2 separate regions of the Homo sapiens genome follow, and region 1 is linked to region 2. The links are chromatin loops, found by intact Hi-C in ENCODE. Cell type or tissue: K562. All regions are shown on one strand. Each heading gives the region's core, and the rest is flanking DNA. Links, peaks and the distances in the headings are about the cores only. Region 1 overlaps LOC100996549 (a long non-coding RNA gene). Region 2 holds the start of LOC105373419 (a long non-coding RNA gene).

Region 1 (8,325 bases), core at 213-8,212, 110 kb after region 2:
AAGGCCCCACGTCCCCTGCTTCTGAGTGAGAATGACGATGTGCTGTAGGATGACAGGGCCCTTTGGAGGTTCTGTCTGCAAGATAATCTGTTTGCAGATGAGCTCCAGGCACGGGGAAGGTGCGTGGTGTCAGTGTGGCTTGCTGAACTCACAGCAAGCCATTTCAGGGATGCTGGGACGGAAGCCGCCCTCCCTTTCCTGCCTCTGCTTCCAAGTTCTTTCTCTGCAGCCCTGTCAACGCGCCGCCTTTGCTTCATAGCACATCTCCTAATGGGCTCTGGCGGTGCTGAGGCAGCCTTCATATTCCATTTGTTCCTTGGATAATAAGCTTAGCCTCGAAGCCAAAAGAGAAAGCCCTGATGACTATTAAATACACATGCACGGGGCTGACTGCTCCCCAAAACCCCCAGCTGGACATCGCACCAGCTCAGCAAGGCCATTTGCATCCAGGCAAATGGCCCTCAGTGACTAATAGAAATCCACCTCTATCTTGGCAAGGAAGGCCTTCAGCATGCAGCATTAATTTGGTTTGCACAGTGGGATGGAACACATCTTTAGTTCCTTTTAGGGAACTGACTTACGCTTTCTCCAAAGGGTGCTTCCTGGGGGCTCCCAGACATTGGAAGTGCTGGGTGTAACTCGTCTCAGGGGCTCCCTAGTCCCAAGCACAATCTGCCTTATTTTTTTTTTCCAGTTTTACCGCTCAGAGAGGATTGTGATGACGAGGTCACCTGGATCCTAATAACGCTTCAAGTCATCATTAGGGATTGATGCATTTGGCCTGGCATGGACAGCACCGCTGCAGCTCACAGCCAGAATGATTCTGTCTGGCTTCCCCCTCCACACCAGAAGTCTGGAAATGCAGCCTGTTCTTTTCCATTTGGAGTCCCGGGATCTGGGTTATTATTGCCAAAGGCAAAGGAATGAGTTTCTAGAATTATAACTTGGAGGAGCAATGCACCAGGGAGTAAACCTAGGAAGTTTCCAGAAAGCTAGAAGGTGATTATCTCCACAGTGTACTCTGAATGTGAAAACCCAACTAACAGAACATTCAGACGTAAGTGCAGGACTCCTCAGCCTGTCTCCACCAGGACTTTTAGTCAGTCTAGGAGGGCAAGAAAGATCACTTCAATTTTAGGATCTTACTGCACTCTTGGGGCAAAAATAAGCCTGTGGCCTTCGGGGGTCTCCAAGACACCTGCTCAATAAGGATGTTTAGTCTCAACCTCCAGAATGAACTAGGCTCAATTCAAATAAAATTGGTGAGGACCCACTAGTGCCGGGTGGGAGGTGACTAAGGTGGGTACAGGGGAAGGGATGTCCTCAGTCCTATGGTCATGGGCTTGCTGGCTGGGCCCTCACCCCAGAGAGCAGTCGCCCAGGGGCTGCAGCACCAGAAGGCCTTCCCCACTGTTAAAGCCTAAGGCCTTGTCCGGGAAGACTAAGGCCTGGAGGAAATCACCTGGCGAAGAACTGGGACTAAAGGGCTGTGCTTTGTGCCAGGATCAGGCATTTTCCAGGTTTTCTGAGCAGATCGTGTGGTACATGGGCAGGGCCAGCACATACGGTTGTGCATGTTGTCCACTGTGCAAGGACATCCAGCTGAAAGGTGAGCGAGGGCTAGATTCCAGCATGCCTGCCGCTCACCACACTGTGTGCCCATGGTGTTGCGTCTGTCCAGAAGGGGCATCCTTCTCTAAGTCACACAGACAGACCCTGTGGGCTCGCTAGGGCCCTGGACATGAGGAGAATGAAACACCCCAGGGAAGGGGTCAGCGAGATTTGGCTGAGCAGCACAGGGCTGCAGACAGGATGGAAAATACTCCCTTTACCACACTGGCTGCCTTGCCTTTGGTGCTTTGGAAGGGAATTGCAGGAATTAATAACCAAACTCACTCTATTCCATTCCTAGCACCTTGTACACATTCATGGCCATGTTAACTCTACCTATGCCTCCTCCTGGGCTTGCGTGCAGTTATTCCCAGCGAATCCCTGCAGGTGCTGTAAGAGACAGATCTCTGCACAGGCGGCTCGTCCTGCCAGCTGGAGTCAAGGTTATCTCATCCAGGCTGGCCAAAACCCATAAGCAGCCCTCTTTCAGAATTCTGCCTGCTGTGCTACCTAAATATAGTTCATGTTACCTGTCTTTTAAAAATATTTCTAGCCTCTCTTTTTTCCCCTGTATATTCATGATTTAATTTTGTATGCCACTTTTTTCCGTTGCTACATGCTAAGCATTTTCCATAGTGCCACGTCATTTCCACACTGCCCTGTGTCATTATGGCTGTATTATCGCCAGCTAAGCAGGGCTCTGTAGTCTGACTAATCATTATCAAATGGTTTACTTAGCAGACACATGTCCCCCTGGTAGGAAATGTTAAGTGAGGGGTAGAAGATCTCTCCTCAACTCTGTTCTATTCAACATTTTTGCTGATAGCCAAGATGAAGGTGTAGCATGCAGACCACTCAACAAATTGGCAAAAGACACAGAACTGGAAAGGGTAATACATTGTTTGGACAAAGTAATCAAGATTCAAGATTGCCCAGCAATGCTTCCCTGGAAGCTTCTTCTTACCTACCCCTGTCTGCATAGGGTTTTGTCAGAAAACATTTTAAATGGTCCACTTTCAAGGCATGATAAATCTAAGCACTGGCAGCCAGCCCGTGAATGTAACAAATGGCACAGCTCATGCACCTGGAAGGTCTTGATAAACAAACAGAATGTAGAAGAGGGGTCAGCCCATAAAAGGGAAGAAAGTTCTATTATTGGGAAATTGAAACTTAAGAGGGGAAGAGGACAGGGTATAACCTTATAAGGGGGATAATGGCACTTAGGCAACATCCAGGAAGATTGTCACCCCACAGTACTCAACCATGAGGAACTGGGGGAGGGACTTGTGTGCTAGGAGATAAATTACCTGCTGTAGCTGCCCCAGATGTGCCTGCCTACTGGCCACCCGATCTTGCAAGACCTCTATTAAAAGTCTCACTTTTGCTGTTCTTTGTCCTCTGAGTCCATTGTTTGGGTTTGCACAGATGAGCGTGTTTCTCCCAGTTTTACTCAGCAGCCACAACCACAGCAGGTGGCTCATTGGTGCAAGGTGGGCAAGAGACCCGAACTGGGCCAGAGAACCTTCCTGATGATTTTGGAATTGGGGCTTACAGATTCCAGGCGTCTCCAGGTGGCTTGAGCATAGCACATCAGCTACGGAGACACTGTGGCTGTGTTTTGTCTTGTGACCCCGAAGTGGAGGAGGCTGGCTGGGAGACAGACTCAGCGAGAAGGAAGGTGCAGAGAAAAGCAAGAGAAAAGAGAGGCAACTAGAACCCTGCTTCATTTGTTCCTGAAGCCCAGTCACATTTCTGCCCCCTTATTCAGAAAGTCCATATCATGAGAATACAATCCCTCAGCCTGGCATCTGTGTTCATTGCAGCTGAGAAGGTCCCAGTGAAGCCAGCAGACAGAAGATCTGCAGTCTTGGTCTCCAGTTGACTCAAAGTTCAACAGAGTCAACAGGCTGCAGAAGAATCAAGCCCCAAATTGGGGGAAAGACCACATTTGGAGGGTGACAGTTTTGGTGTGACCTCAGCAAACAGTAGGATGCCTGAAGAAGTCCCCTGGACAGTAAAATCAGGCTCTACACTCAAGGGCTGAAAGAATTAGATAAATTTTGGCAGAAGAAGGGAAGAAGATTTGGCAGAAAGACACATTTGTCATATAGGGTGTGGAGAACCAAGGTCAGAACTAGGACAAACAAATGAAAGATGCCTGAATGCAAATTTTGGCAAGTTTTTTTCTAGCAGGTATCTGCTAGTGGATGGGGTTTCCTGGGAAGAGGCAGCCAACAGGCAGGAGTTTTAGCAGAGGCTGGGTGGCCGCACGTTGGGTAGGTGAACCTCCTGAACAGAGGTGGTTGGACACATCCAACCCCAGCCCATGGTTCTGGGGTTGGTGTGAAGTGGCATTTTCCCTATCTTCTGTAGACTGAGAAGTGACCCTCTAACAGATGTTTCAGAAATCCCAGGAGTAGAACGTTTGCCTTGAACTCCTCCTCCCAAGCAGTCCCTCATTTAGGAAATCACCCCAATGGAAGCAGCAAAGGAAGCTTTCTCTGAGTGAAGGGCAGTGCCCACAGTGGCCTGCCAAGAGTATGTGGCCCTCCCTGACTGTCCCTACCTCTGGTGGGAACCTAGAGGGGGCGGGAGGACATATGAGTAAGTGCACCCCCTAAAGGACACAGGGGCTGTTGCCTTGCAGAGGGTCACATGCTGGGCTTGCCTGGCGAACTGGAATCTCTCAATTCAAAGTCCACAGGCAGACAGGGAAGTAATTTCCTAGAAATTAAGTCTGAACACTACAGAGCCTCTCCTCAAAGAGTGAATATGGGCCGGCAGCTGGGGCACACGGGGGCCTTGTGTGTGCATGTGTAAGGGTGTGTACTGTTACGTGTGTGCACATCCTCACACACGTATACACCCTCACACATGTACATATGCTTATGTGTGCACATACCCTCACATCTGTACACACACACCTGCCTCTACACACCCACATGCACACACGCTCACACACCAGGGCACCTCAGAGGAAGATTTCTTCTCTTCTGAGGAAGTCGGGGAAGCTCCTGGCAGGAGAGTTGAGCTGGGCCGACCTGAGGCTGCAGGCCCAGGAGGCTGAGGACTGGGAAATGGTGCAGGGCCCAGCAAGCCGCAGAAACCTGCCCCCAGGCTGGGCATGTCAGCACAGTGACCACGCAGCAGCAGCCCCGCAGGCGGGGGCTCCCTCCCCAGCCCAGAAGGTTCCCTATAGGGTGCAGAGCGGCCGGCCAGCCCTGGGCCCACTCCAGTTAGAGCTGAGCCAGCAGTGTCTGTACTCCACCAGCCCTGCCCCCGTGGCCCAGGCTTGTTGCTTCCTCCCGCTCCTGGAGCAGGGCCCTGACTTGTTCACACCTCCCAGGCTTGTCCCCCACCTCCCACTCGGTTCCCAACACTGTCCACAGACATTCTTTTAAAGGAGACTTTGCTTGCATCACTGCCCTGCTTAAAACTCAACAGTGACCCATTCCTCAGCCAAAAAGCAGGTCTTCTTCAGCCTAGCGTTTTAGAACAATAACACATTTCTCAAGCCCTGATCTGAGTGTTTTTACATACACAGTTGACCCTTGAACAATACGGGTCCACTTATGCACAGATTTTTCTCCATCAATGTTATACTATACACTCGCCCTTCCTGCCTCCCCTCCCTGCCTCCCCTCCCATCTCCTCTACCTCTTCTGCCTCTGCCACCCCTGAGACAGCAAGACCAACCCCTCCTCTTCCTCCCCCTCCTCAGCCTACTCAATATGAACACAGCAAAGATGAATCTACTTCCCCTTAATGAATGGTGAGCATGTTTTCTCTTCCTGATGATTTTCTTAATAACATTTTCTCCTCTCTAACTTACTGTATTGTAAGAATACGGTGTATATATATTATATATACTGTATAAAGTATGTATTAATCAACTGTTTATGTTATCAGTAAGGTTTGTAGTCAACAGTAGGCTATTAGTTAACTTTCGGGGGAGTCTAAGGTTATATATGGATTTTTTTTTTTTTTGAGACAGGGTCTCCCTCTGTCACCCGGGCTGGAGAGCAGTGGCATAATCATGGCCCCCTGCAGCCTCGACCTTCTGGGCTCAAGCAATTCTCTCACCTCAACCTCCTGAGAAGCTGGAACTACAGGCGCATGCCACCATACCAGAGTGTTTTTATTCTACTGTTTGTAGAGACAGGGTCTCCCTATGTTGCCTAGGCTGGTCTTCAACTCCTGGGCTCAAGTGATCCTCTCACCTCAGCCTCCCAAAGTGCTGGGATTACAGGTGTGAACCACTGCGCCAGCCTTCACATGGATATTCAACTCCATGGGGGTGGGGGCCAGTGTCCCCTAATCCCCGCTGTTGTTCAAAAGTCAACTGTATTTGCCTCTTCGTCCCCACAATCACCCCCTTGAAGTAAGCATTATTATTATGATTATCTGCATATTATAAGTGAGGGAACTCAGGCAGGAGGAGGAGGTCATCACTTGCCCACTAGCACAGACAACAGGGGACAGATCCAAATTCAAACCCAGACAGTCTGACATCTCAGCCCACACCCTTGCAGCTCAAAGTGTGGTCCCTAAACCAGCACATCAGCATCACCTGAGAGCCTGTTAGAAATGCAGAGGCTCAGGCCCCCCAACTCTGCTGAGTCAGGAAGGTCCCCGAGATCTGAGAAGCTCTGCTTGTGCTTCAGAGCCAGGTCCCCTCTCACCCACCTGCCTCAGCTCTGTCAGCCCCCTGCCTCTGCTTGTGCCGTCCTTCAGCCTGGAGCTCTCTGCCCCGGTGTGTGGACCCTCCAGGTCCCCCACCACGTCCACAAGTAGCTCGCGTGCTCCCTCCTCTTCTGACCTCCCTGGTCTGTGGCTCCCCCATCCCCTAGGGAAGGATCGGTCCCTCCCACCCTGAGCTCTCGACGCAAGGTCGTGCCTCGGTTATTGTTCTGACATTGCAGAGGGTATCTGTGAGTGAGTTGGACTTGACGAGTTCCCCTTTTTGTGTGAACGCATGCGTGAATACACACACCTTGTGCTCCTCGTGGAACAGGAGAGCCGGCCTCTGAACCCCAGTCCCTGTACCTGTCAGCCGGGGCTCCCCTCCTTCTCTTTCCCACCTCCTTGAATCCAACTCTGAGGACCTTGGTCTTATGTTGTCCTACATGCCTGGCCTGATCCCTAATGAAGCCCTTGATCTCAGAACTCAATGCATCATTCCCCACCAGCCAGGAGGAGCCGGACAGCTTTGCCTGCCTTTTGCCTTTCCCTTCTGATACTTTCCCCTTGATCTCAAGCCCTGTCGGTAGCAAAGGGCAAGCAGGGGCCTCCCAGCACAGCAGCTGGTGCCCTTCGCCACTGCTCACCCCTCCCTGCCCCAACACCTGGCCTTGGTGGCTGAGGGCGATTGGGAGGGGTTTGGCTGGGCGGCAGCAGCCAGCACAGAGGGCCCAATCTGGCCCGAGAGGCAGGTGAGCAGAGCGCTGGAGGGAGCAGGCAGGAGAAGAGCAAAGGCTTGGGAGCTGAATCCTGTCTCCACAGCGTCCCCTGCGGCCTCACTCCTCAGCACTTCGGCTCCCTCCTTCTCAGCTGGGGAGAATGAGACAGCCCACGAGGCTGAGGCCATTATGAGGATGAGAGGAGGCGGCTCGTGTCAAAAGAACTGAGTATTTAGCCAATCACCATTTGATGGACTTCTGGACAGTCGGAACTGGAGTTCATAAGGAATCATTACCAGGCAGGGAAGCTGTGTCCCGTGCAAGGGGGCACGGCCAGCTGTTAACAGAATGAGACGACGCTTCTTGCACCCTGTAGTGCTGCCCGTGGCCCTCTGTGGCTCCCCTTCGTTGATTAGGAAAATGGAATCAGGGTAGCGCCTTGGGAGAAAATGCCGTGGATCCCAGGGCCAAAGCTCATTGTGCCCTTGGTGAGCTGTTTGCCCTGAGGAGAGCCCAGCAAAGATGGCTCCCAAGTCGTCTCCTTCAGCCACTGCTGGGCCTGGATGTCCCTAGAAAGTGGGCCAAAGCCAGGTCATGTTCCTGTCGTTGGGGAAGTGGAAAAAAAGGGGCTGCCATCCCGCCTCTCTGACAAACACAGGGAGGTGCCCCCGTGCCTCCGCCACTCTGCCAGGGATACAGACAGACACTCAGGAAGCACCACAGGCCCCAAGAGGCACAGGCACACTGACAAAAGCAAACCCATACCGGGGACACAGATACCACACACATTTAGTCATCGCTGGCGGCCCCCAGGTGCCAGAGACTCTCACAGAAGCTCAAGGACTCGAATGAGGTGTTGGTGTGTTTAACACCCATGCCCCCCCCCACACACACCTGTGTATGCCCACATGCTGCCACTCTGACCTGTGGGTGGGGGCAGGCATGTGAGTGGGCTCTGAGTCTTGGCCTGAGCAGGTGCGTGGGTGTCCCCCCCGCACTCAAATGGGCAGCTGGAAAGGAAGGTCAGGCTCAGGTGCGCAGAGCACAGTGGCCCTGAGCGGGGGTGGTGGGCGTTGCCATGGAGATGACAGCCAGAGAGGCAGCACTGCAGGCGAGCTCCGTGTGGGCGGCTGCTGAGCCCGCAGATCCACAGATCTCAGGAGGGACTGGGCAGTGCTGGAGGCTCCAGGATGGGAGCGGGGGGGCTCTTGAGGTGGGGGTGAAGCTGAGGAGCTCTGGAATGGTCATGAATTTGTGGTCTTGGCTGGGAGCACAGACTATGGGGCCTCTGCCTCCCCCATCAGTGCCACTCACT
Region 2 (8,325 bases), core at 96-8,095:
ACCAGGAGTTTTATTCTGAGATAGTCACTAGCTGTGTGACCTTGGGCCGCTAACCTAAATCTCTGGTCGTCAGTTTCTATCTCTGAAAGTAAGAACAACATCTATGTACTAGGACTGGGGAGAGGAGAGAATGATGTGAGATAGAGATTGCGTTGTGTGTGTGTGACTCTATAGAACTATAGTTCTCTGAATGATACTGAGATTAACCTTGGGCAAGCCTCTCTGATCCTTTGCTTATATATACGTGAAATGAGAAGATAAAGGTCCCAGTGAGACTGAATGAGATCATGAGTACGAAAGTGTCCTGTTAGTGAAAATGCACCTGGTCATCATTCCACTACATCTTCCTGTCTGTTTTCTCTTGGCCCTAGAAAGTGCTGTGGAAGCTTGGGGGTGAGTTCTGAAGTGTGTACACAACTGGAACCAGAGCAGCCACTGACTGCCTTGGGCCAGCAGCTTCTGGAGCCCAAACTTGGACCTCTGCATCCCTCCTGGGGCCCCAGCTCTAAGTACTGGGGTACGGTGCTGAATGGGGCGGGGAGGCTGTCAGCTTTCCTAGCTGCCTCTGTGTGCTGTGCTCTCTCCAGGGCCCAGTTCTCCAGGAGAAGGAGCAGGAGCAGGTATGCTGAGGACTCCATGAGAGCCAGCCTTTTGAATAGCAGCAAGTTTGTGGGGGCATCTGGGGACAGGGTCTGGGACAGCCCAGTCCAGCCCAGCCCAGGCAGGGGAGACGGCAACAGCAGCAACTCTGCTAGAAGTGACATGCAGATGTTGGCTGAAAGCCATCTACCCTCCCTCCTTCCTTTTCTTTCATCTTCCCTTTCTTTCCCACTCTCCCTCCTGTCTTCTCTACTCCACTTCTCTCCTTTCTTCCACAGTGCTATGGCTGCCTACGTGATGCCAAGCACCATGCAGTATTAGCAGCCACAGGCTGCTTACCCGGAAAACTGGACTTTTGTGCTCACAGGCTTTAAGAGAGATGGGGACAGCCTGGACTGCATGCAGAGGGAGCCACTAGGGCTGCTGGGGAGGTTCGAGACACGTCACAGGGGTTACCTGAAGGACTGAGGCTATAGCTTGGAGGAGACTCTGAAAACTGTTATCAGATATTCGAAGAACTGTCCATTGAAAGAAGAACAAAAAAAATTTTTTCCCAGCCAGGCATGGTGGCTCACAACTGTAATCCCAGAACTTTGGGAGGCTGAGGTGGGCAGATCAACTTGAGGCCAGGAGTTCGAGACCAGGCTGGCCAACATGGCGAAACCCCATCTCTACTGAAAATACAACAAATCAGCTGGGTGGGGTGGGGTGTGCCTGTAGTCCCAGCTTGGGAGGCTGAGGCCCGAGAATTGCTTGAGCCAGAGAGGCGGAGGTTGCAGTGAGCTGACAGCATGCCACTGCACTCCAGCCTGGGTGACAGAGCCAGACCCTGTCTCAAAAAAAAATTTTTTTTTCTTTTTTTCTGTGAAACCCAAAAGGAACAATTAGGTAGAGAGTTTCAGCTCTGTATCTGAGTGTCCTTTCATAATCTGAATTGTCCCAGGGTGGAAGAGGCTTCCCTGGAAGGTGAGTTCCTTGTCACCAAAGACCCTCAAGGACAGCAGGGACCACTCGGTGGCCAGAATGCTGGAGAGGGGAATTCAAACTTTTGCTGCAGTGGGAGTGCGTCAGACTCGATGACTGTCAGACTCTGGTCTTCCTTCGATCTTTGAGCTGAGAGTGGAAGAAGATGAAGTGTGACTTAGCTATTCAACCACGCCACAACCCCAAGCATCTTTAGTTTTTGTTCTGATTTTTATCTTCAGTAGCTGACTGACTGGGCATGAGTAATTCCAACTCCCCAGGCCGGGTGCACTTCACAGGCATGTTTCAGAATAAAATAGAACCTATGGCTCCAGCCCACCTTGACTGTGGTCACCAAAGATGCTTACCCTGACCCTGGGGTAAGAAATGAGCCCTTGGAGGGTCCTGGGTGTGCCCAGCCCCCACTGATGTGACTGGCAGCCCCCACCACAGTCTGCAGCCCCAGGCAGGGAAGCCTCCCCCTCCAAAGTTCTAGAGGGTTTTTAAAAATGTTTAAAGACATTTACAGCAAAACAAAATCAATTATCAAGTTTTGAGTCACCTCTCTTGCAAATAGAAACTTTTCTGTAAGAACTGCTTCTACTAGGCTGGGTGTGGTGGCTCATGCCTGTAATCCCAGCACTTTAGGAGGCTGAGGTGGGCAGATCATGAAGTCAGGAGTTCGAGACCAGCCTGGCCAACATAGTGAAATACTGTCTCTGCTAAAAATATAAAAAATTAGCTGGTCGTGGTGGCGTGCGCTTATAGTCCCATCTACTCAGGAGGCTGAGGCAGGAGAATCGCTTGAACCCGGAGGCGGAGGTTGCAGTGGGCCGAGATTGCACCATTGCACTCCAGCCTGGGTGACAGTGTGAGACTCTGTCTCCAAAAAAAAACAAAAAAAACAAAACAAAGAACAAGAAACAAAACAAAAGAACCGCTTCTACTGGGAAAGAAAACCAGAGAGAAAACCATTTATAGATTATCTCAGATTTACAAGTGAGAACCACAGGCCTGACCCCAGTTCACCTATGCCAGGGCTGAGTCTACACAGTCAACAGCCTCAGGATGCAGGGATGAGTCAGTGTGAAACAAAGACTCAACCCCCATCTAACGGAGCCCTTTCCCTGCTGTGCTCAGCCTGCACGGAATCTGCTTCTAGACAACCCAGACAGCCAGAAGCCAATGCATCTGACTGAGAGGAGTGGATAATGACTTCCCTTTTTAAAAACTTTCTTATTGGCTGCGCACGGTGGCTCACGCCTGTAATCCCAGCACTTCAGGAGGTCGAGATCGGCGGATAGACTTGAGGTCGGGAGTTTGAGACCATCCTGGCCAACATGGCGAAACCCCATCTCTGCTAAAAATACAAAAATTAGCTGCGTGTGGTGGTGCACGCCTGTAGTCCCAGCTACTTGGGGTGCTGAGGCACGAAAATCACTTGAGCCTGGGAGGCAGAGGTTGCAGTGAGCCTAGAAGACAGAGCAAGACTCCATCTCAAAACAAAAACCAAATAAACAAAACACCTTTCTTATTGAGGGGTAGCACATCTGCCACCAAGCATGCTTCTGATGGTCCCTCTAGAAGTCTCTTCCCCGGTATCTGGATTTGAGTGGGGTGACAAAAAGGCTGAACATGACTGGAGCCTATGCTATGGCTTCTGTCCCCTAAGTCCCCAGAGCTCCTCTGGTGTCTGTCCTCTCTGAAGCTTGGTTCTTCAGCTTTTCCATTAGGACTGTGAGTTCTCTCACATCCGGAGGTCGCTTCTGTTGTTTACAATCAAAGAACCTTGACAAAGAGAAAGTGCCTACTTGGTCTCCGTAGCTCCAGGGCCAGTGTGTGGCCTGACACACAGTCAAGTTCAAAAATGTTTAACTAAGTTGAACTGTGATGACTCCCCCCCTTTCAGTCTGGGGATCAGAGACAGAGTTGCCTGGGTGTCCTTGATGGAAGAAGCTCTTCCTGATCACTTTGGCTCGAACGGCACTTGCAGGAGAACCTGCTCAGTGCCCTTGGCCCCAGGCCGGGGGTACCACATGACTCTGTGCAAAGCTTTGCAGAAACTAATGGGACCCTAACCCCATCTTGAGAGCTTGCTTCCTCCTTCCTGTTAGGCATGAGCCCGATGCCAAGGCCCTGTGGAATTCTGACCTAACTTTCCCACTTCCAGCCTTCCCAAAACAAAGTTTCTACTTCTCTCCTGCCTCTCTGTTCAACCCCTAACCACCCAATTCTGCTTCTTCTAGGAGTTCTCAAAACACTAATAACAGTATTTAAGTGTATTAGCTGACTGAACGTACAGGAATGTTAAGAATCAGAAATCAAATTGGATTTTATAAAAATGAGGGTTTAGAAGGAAGGTTTTAATACAGGCGATTAAGCTGTAGGCTCCAGAATGGGGGAAGGTGTGAAGCCCCACACCTTTTCTCTCTTCTCCAGTGCAGACTCCATCCAGCACTCACTGTCAATGTTACTGCCATGGAAGTTGGTTAATCACTGCTGCGAGGTGGCCTCCAGGGGTGGTGTGGTATTGTTTCTTAACTGCACGCAAGGCTTGAGGACTTAACTCCTCTTTGTCCCTCCACCTTCTGCTCACAGAGGGTAGAGATTGTCTCACTCATCTTTGAACACGCAAAAAAGCTACTCAGTAAACGAGCAGTGGATAGATGATGCCTCCTGGAGCCTATTATTGCTTTCCTTTTTTTTCCCAAATGTAACCTTGTTTATAGACATTTCTCATAAAAGTAGAGAAAATTGCATACTACCATATTATACCTACCACCCAGCTTCAACAATGATCATCATTTTGCTATTTTTAGTTCATCTACACTCGCACCAACATTTTTTTTTTTGCTAGAGTCTTTTAAAGCAAATCTCAGTCATCATGTAATTTCATCCATCAAGATTTCAGTATAGATTTCTAATAGGAAAGGACTTCAAAAAAACAAACTCAACTACATGCCATTCTCAGACCTAACAGAATATATTTCTTTTTCTTTTTTGAGGGGGGTGGGTGGGGGGAAATGGCGTCTTGCTCTGTCGCCTAGGCTGGAGCATCACAGCTCGCTGCAACCTCGACCTCCTGGGCTTAAGCAATCCTCCCACCTCAGTCTTCTGAGTAGCTGGGACCACAGGCACATGCCACCACGCCCAGCTAATTTTTAAATTTTTTGTAGAGACAGGGTCTCCCTACGTTGTCCAAGCTGTTCTCAAACTCCTGGGCTCCAGTGATCTTCCCATCTTGGCCTCTCAAAGTGCTGAGATTACAGGCATGAGCCACTGCGCCCAGCCAATAAGTTTCTTAATATTATCCCACATGTAGGCCACATTCCGTTTTCCTCAGTTGTCTCAAAACAGTCTTTTTACTGTTGGTTTGTTCAAATTAGGATCCTTAAAAGAGTAAGTGTGGTGTTGGATGGGTATGTTTCTTATGTCTGTTCCCCTTCTTTTTTTTGTTTTTGTTTTTTTAAATGCCATTTAATTGTGGAAGAAACCAGGCCATGAGTCCTGCAGACATTTTCCACAGTTGTTTGGATTTGGCTGATGGCATCCCCACGGTGACATTGAGCACACTCCTCCATCCCGGGGTAGCAGAGGTTTGCATGCCACACTGCCTGGGCATGCCTGGTTTCAGCATTGCTTACATTCTGGAAATTGTGGCCCCACGTTAAGCACTGCAGCTGTTATTCTGCTTCACTGACTCATGGTTTTCTCCTGAACATCGTGTGTGTTCGTCGGGAGAGGGAGGTAATGGGGGAAGGACTAACGCTCCCAGGACAACCATTAACCAATGAAATGGCTGGGCACAGCGGCTCATGCCTGTAATCCCAGACTTTAGGAGGCCGAGGTGGGAGGATCACTTGAACTCAAGAGTTCCAGACCAGCCTGGGCAACATAATAAGACCTTGCCTTTACAAAAAAAATTAAAAATTAGCTGGGCATGGTGGCATGTGCCGGTAGTCCCAGCTACTCAGGAGGCTGAGGCAGGAGGATCCTTTGAGCCCAGGAAGTTGAGGCTGCAATGAGCGGTGATTGCACCACTGCATTCCAGCCTGGGCCACAGAGTGAGACTCTGTCTCAAAACAAAACAAAGAACAAAAAAAAACAAAAAGAAAAATCCAATGGGGCTGAGCATGGTGGCTCACACCTGTAATCCCAGCACTTTGAGAGGCCAAGGTGGGTAGATCACTTGAGGCCAGGAGTTTGAGACCAGCCTGGCCAACATGGTGAAACCCTGTCTCTACTAAAAATACAAAATTTAGCCAGGCGTGGTGGCACATCCTTGTAATCCCAGCTACTTGGGAGGCTGAGGCAGGAGAATCGTTTGAACCCAGGAGGTGGAGGTTGCAATGAGCAGAGATGGTGCCACTGCACTCCAGCCTGGGCAACAGAGCGAGACTCCATCTCAAAAACACACACACACACACACACAAACAAAAAACCCAGTGGTACCTACATTCTCCAACTTCCCCATCCTCTGGTCGGATAACTCTGAGGTACATTCTGCATGGTTCTTCAGAGGATCCCCAGCAAGACTGAGCCTCTATTACCCACAATAGTAACCATCCTTTGTGGGCCTTTATTATTATTATTATTTATTACCATACATTATACTTAATCTTCATCATTCATGTATTAAAACAGGGTGCCCACCCTTTGTCAGTAACACACACTCATTGTCTTTTCTTCTGGGTTTTCACCCTCCCACACTCCTTCCTGAGACCATCTCCCAAATAAATGACCTGCTCCCAAATCCCGGTCCCAGGCTCTTCTCTCGATGGAACCCAAGCTAAGACACCTTCCTGTGTCTAATAAATCATGGTTAGCTCCAGAGCTCAGCTGGATGCAGCTTCCTCGCTTTCTCGTTTTGGCACGTTGGCGTCTCCGGCACTGCTGTGTGCTTCCCACTGTGTTGCGTGGGCCCGGCGGAGCCCGCTATTCCGTCAGTGGCAGTGGATCTGTGGGAGGGGCCTCTACTCGTCTTCTGTGATTTCAGCCTTACAATGCTAGGGGTCTGCCTCACACAGTCAGGGGCCTACCTCTCACGTTTCTTTGTCACCTGTTCGGGGCTGCTCCCTGCATTTATGTCTGAACCTTTCCAAAGCTGGTTGAATTCCCGCCTGCAGGTAGCGCGAGGGTCGTTCAGCAGCAGGAGGCGGGGGTCTGGCTGCCCTCATACCAAACTCGTTCCCTCTACCTCACCAGGGTCTCAATGTGTGAGTCATTTCAACTGAGGGTGTTAGGTTTTCAAGTCCACAGGATGGAATACTTAGTGTCACAGAAATAGAAGCTCATCAAAGGTGTGCTTTGCCGGACTGGGTGGCTGCTCACCAATTCATGGGAGGCTTAGCACATCGTAATGGAAAAGCAGAGAGGGCGTGTAAGCCGGGTGAGTGTGTGTGAGTGTGAGTGTGTGAGTGTATGCATGTGAATGTGTCTCCAAGACTTCTTTCCCCCTCAACTGGCAGAAATCACTGCTTGTTCTATATGCCTACTCCTTCTAATTTCTCCATCTGAGAAGCCTCCCCCATTCTGTATTCCCTCTCCCTACCCCCAGTTAGTTTCCTGCCATCCTGCAATGCCTGAAATCGAGCCTGTTGAAGTGGGAGGTAGCCTGATAAGTGAAGATAGCTCGGAATTTCGAATTAGAAGACTCGATGATTTACTGTGTGACCCTGGATCATTCACTGAGCCACTCTGGGCCCTATTTTTCTTATCTTTTAGTTGAACATAATACATATAGGTAAGTTATAATGCTTCGACTTGACAAATCAAAAGACAGCATGCATAATGAAAAAAGAATATTGTATGTAGTAAAGCTTTGTATGAATGAGAGAGAGTACTTTTCTGCCTCAGTGGAAATAGATTTTCAGTTCTCTCTTGGACAGACTTTGATAGGAATAGAAAATGAGGATTGAACTAGTCTGTTTCTGTTGTCTCTGCAAACAACAGAAACAGAAACAGACTCAGGCTAGTTGACATAGAAAAGAGATTTATTGACAGTATATTGGGTAGCCCTTAGACTTGCCAGAGGGCTGCAGAGACAGGCGTGGGAAATAAACAGGAGCTGAGAACTGGGCAATGACCACAGCCTTGGCCAGGGCCACAACACGAACGGACACGGCTGTGACCAATTCGGAACACAGGGCAGTGGGGCTTGCTGTTCCGCTGCTGCAGCCCTCTGGAACCATCCGTGGCTCTGTGGTTGCCGTTCCTTTCAGGCCTGCCTGGAAGGGGCTGGGACTGTGGTGGGCCTCTAGGGTTTCCCCCCAGAGACAAGGCCTCACTCTGTTGCCCAGGCTGGAGTGCAGTGGCACAAACATGGCTTACTGCAGCCTTGACCTCCTGGCCTCAAGCGATCCTCCTGCCTTGGCCTCCCGAGTAGTTAGGACTACAGGTATGCACCACTGCACTTGGATACTTTTTTATTTTTATTTTTTATAGAGACAGGGTCTCACTATGTTGCCCAGACTGGTCTTGAACTCCTGAATTTAAGTGATCCTCCTGCCTCGGCCTCCCAAAGTGCTGGGATTGCCAAGTGTGAGCCAGTGTGCCTACCTGGGATTTCCACTTCTGTGTAGGAAATGGGCTGAGGGAGGAGAGACCTTATTAATAGGTGGAGGCAGCTGTGGGATGAGGCGGGAAACCTTGGAGGCTGACAAAGGCCAAGATGAATACTGATGCTGTCATGCTATTGATTATTGATCTTGGACATGATGTCCTGACAGGTCTGTTGAGGTTCCATTATGACAGAGCACCGTG

What was found. Hi-C counts contacts between places; a loop is a spot of excess contacts. Peaks named below come from ENCODE experiments on the same cell type or tissue, not always from the same donor. Only the 100,000 strongest peaks of a DNase experiment are listed, where the experiment ranks them.
Region 1: it touches region 2 in a loop (2.5-fold over the local background); 5 of 110 quality-filtered maps call a loop at or near these places.

Annotation. Positions count from the first base shown.
Region 1 is chr2:9,761,522-9,769,846 of GRCh38, forward strand. All of the region lies in intron 2 of LOC100996549 (a long non-coding RNA gene), which reads right to left. Among named protein-coding and RNA genes, the nearest start is that of TAF1B, 78 kb to the right of the region's middle. RefSeq lists enhancers at 2,139-2,433, 4,252-4,802 and a silencer at 7,855-7,964. In K562, for the core only: CTCF peaks have their summits at 4,221 (motif pointing left) and 7,121; DNase peaks (open chromatin) are centred at 2,330, 4,223, 7,130 and 8,110.
Region 2 is chr2:9,653,886-9,662,210 of GRCh38, forward strand. The region is part of intron 3 of LOC105373418 (a long non-coding RNA gene); the gene reads left to right. LOC105373419 (a long non-coding RNA gene) reads left to right here and starts at 6,592. Exons shown (of 2, transcript XR_922779.2): 1 at 6,592-6,952; 2 at 7,121-7,398. RefSeq lists enhancers at 991-1,100, 1,424-1,663, 2,294-2,393, 2,445-2,946, 2,904-3,073 and 1 more. In K562, for the core only: a CTCF peak has its summit at 4,095; DNase peaks (open chromatin) are centred at 1,785 and 2,646; H3K27me3 peaks cover 1,388 bases.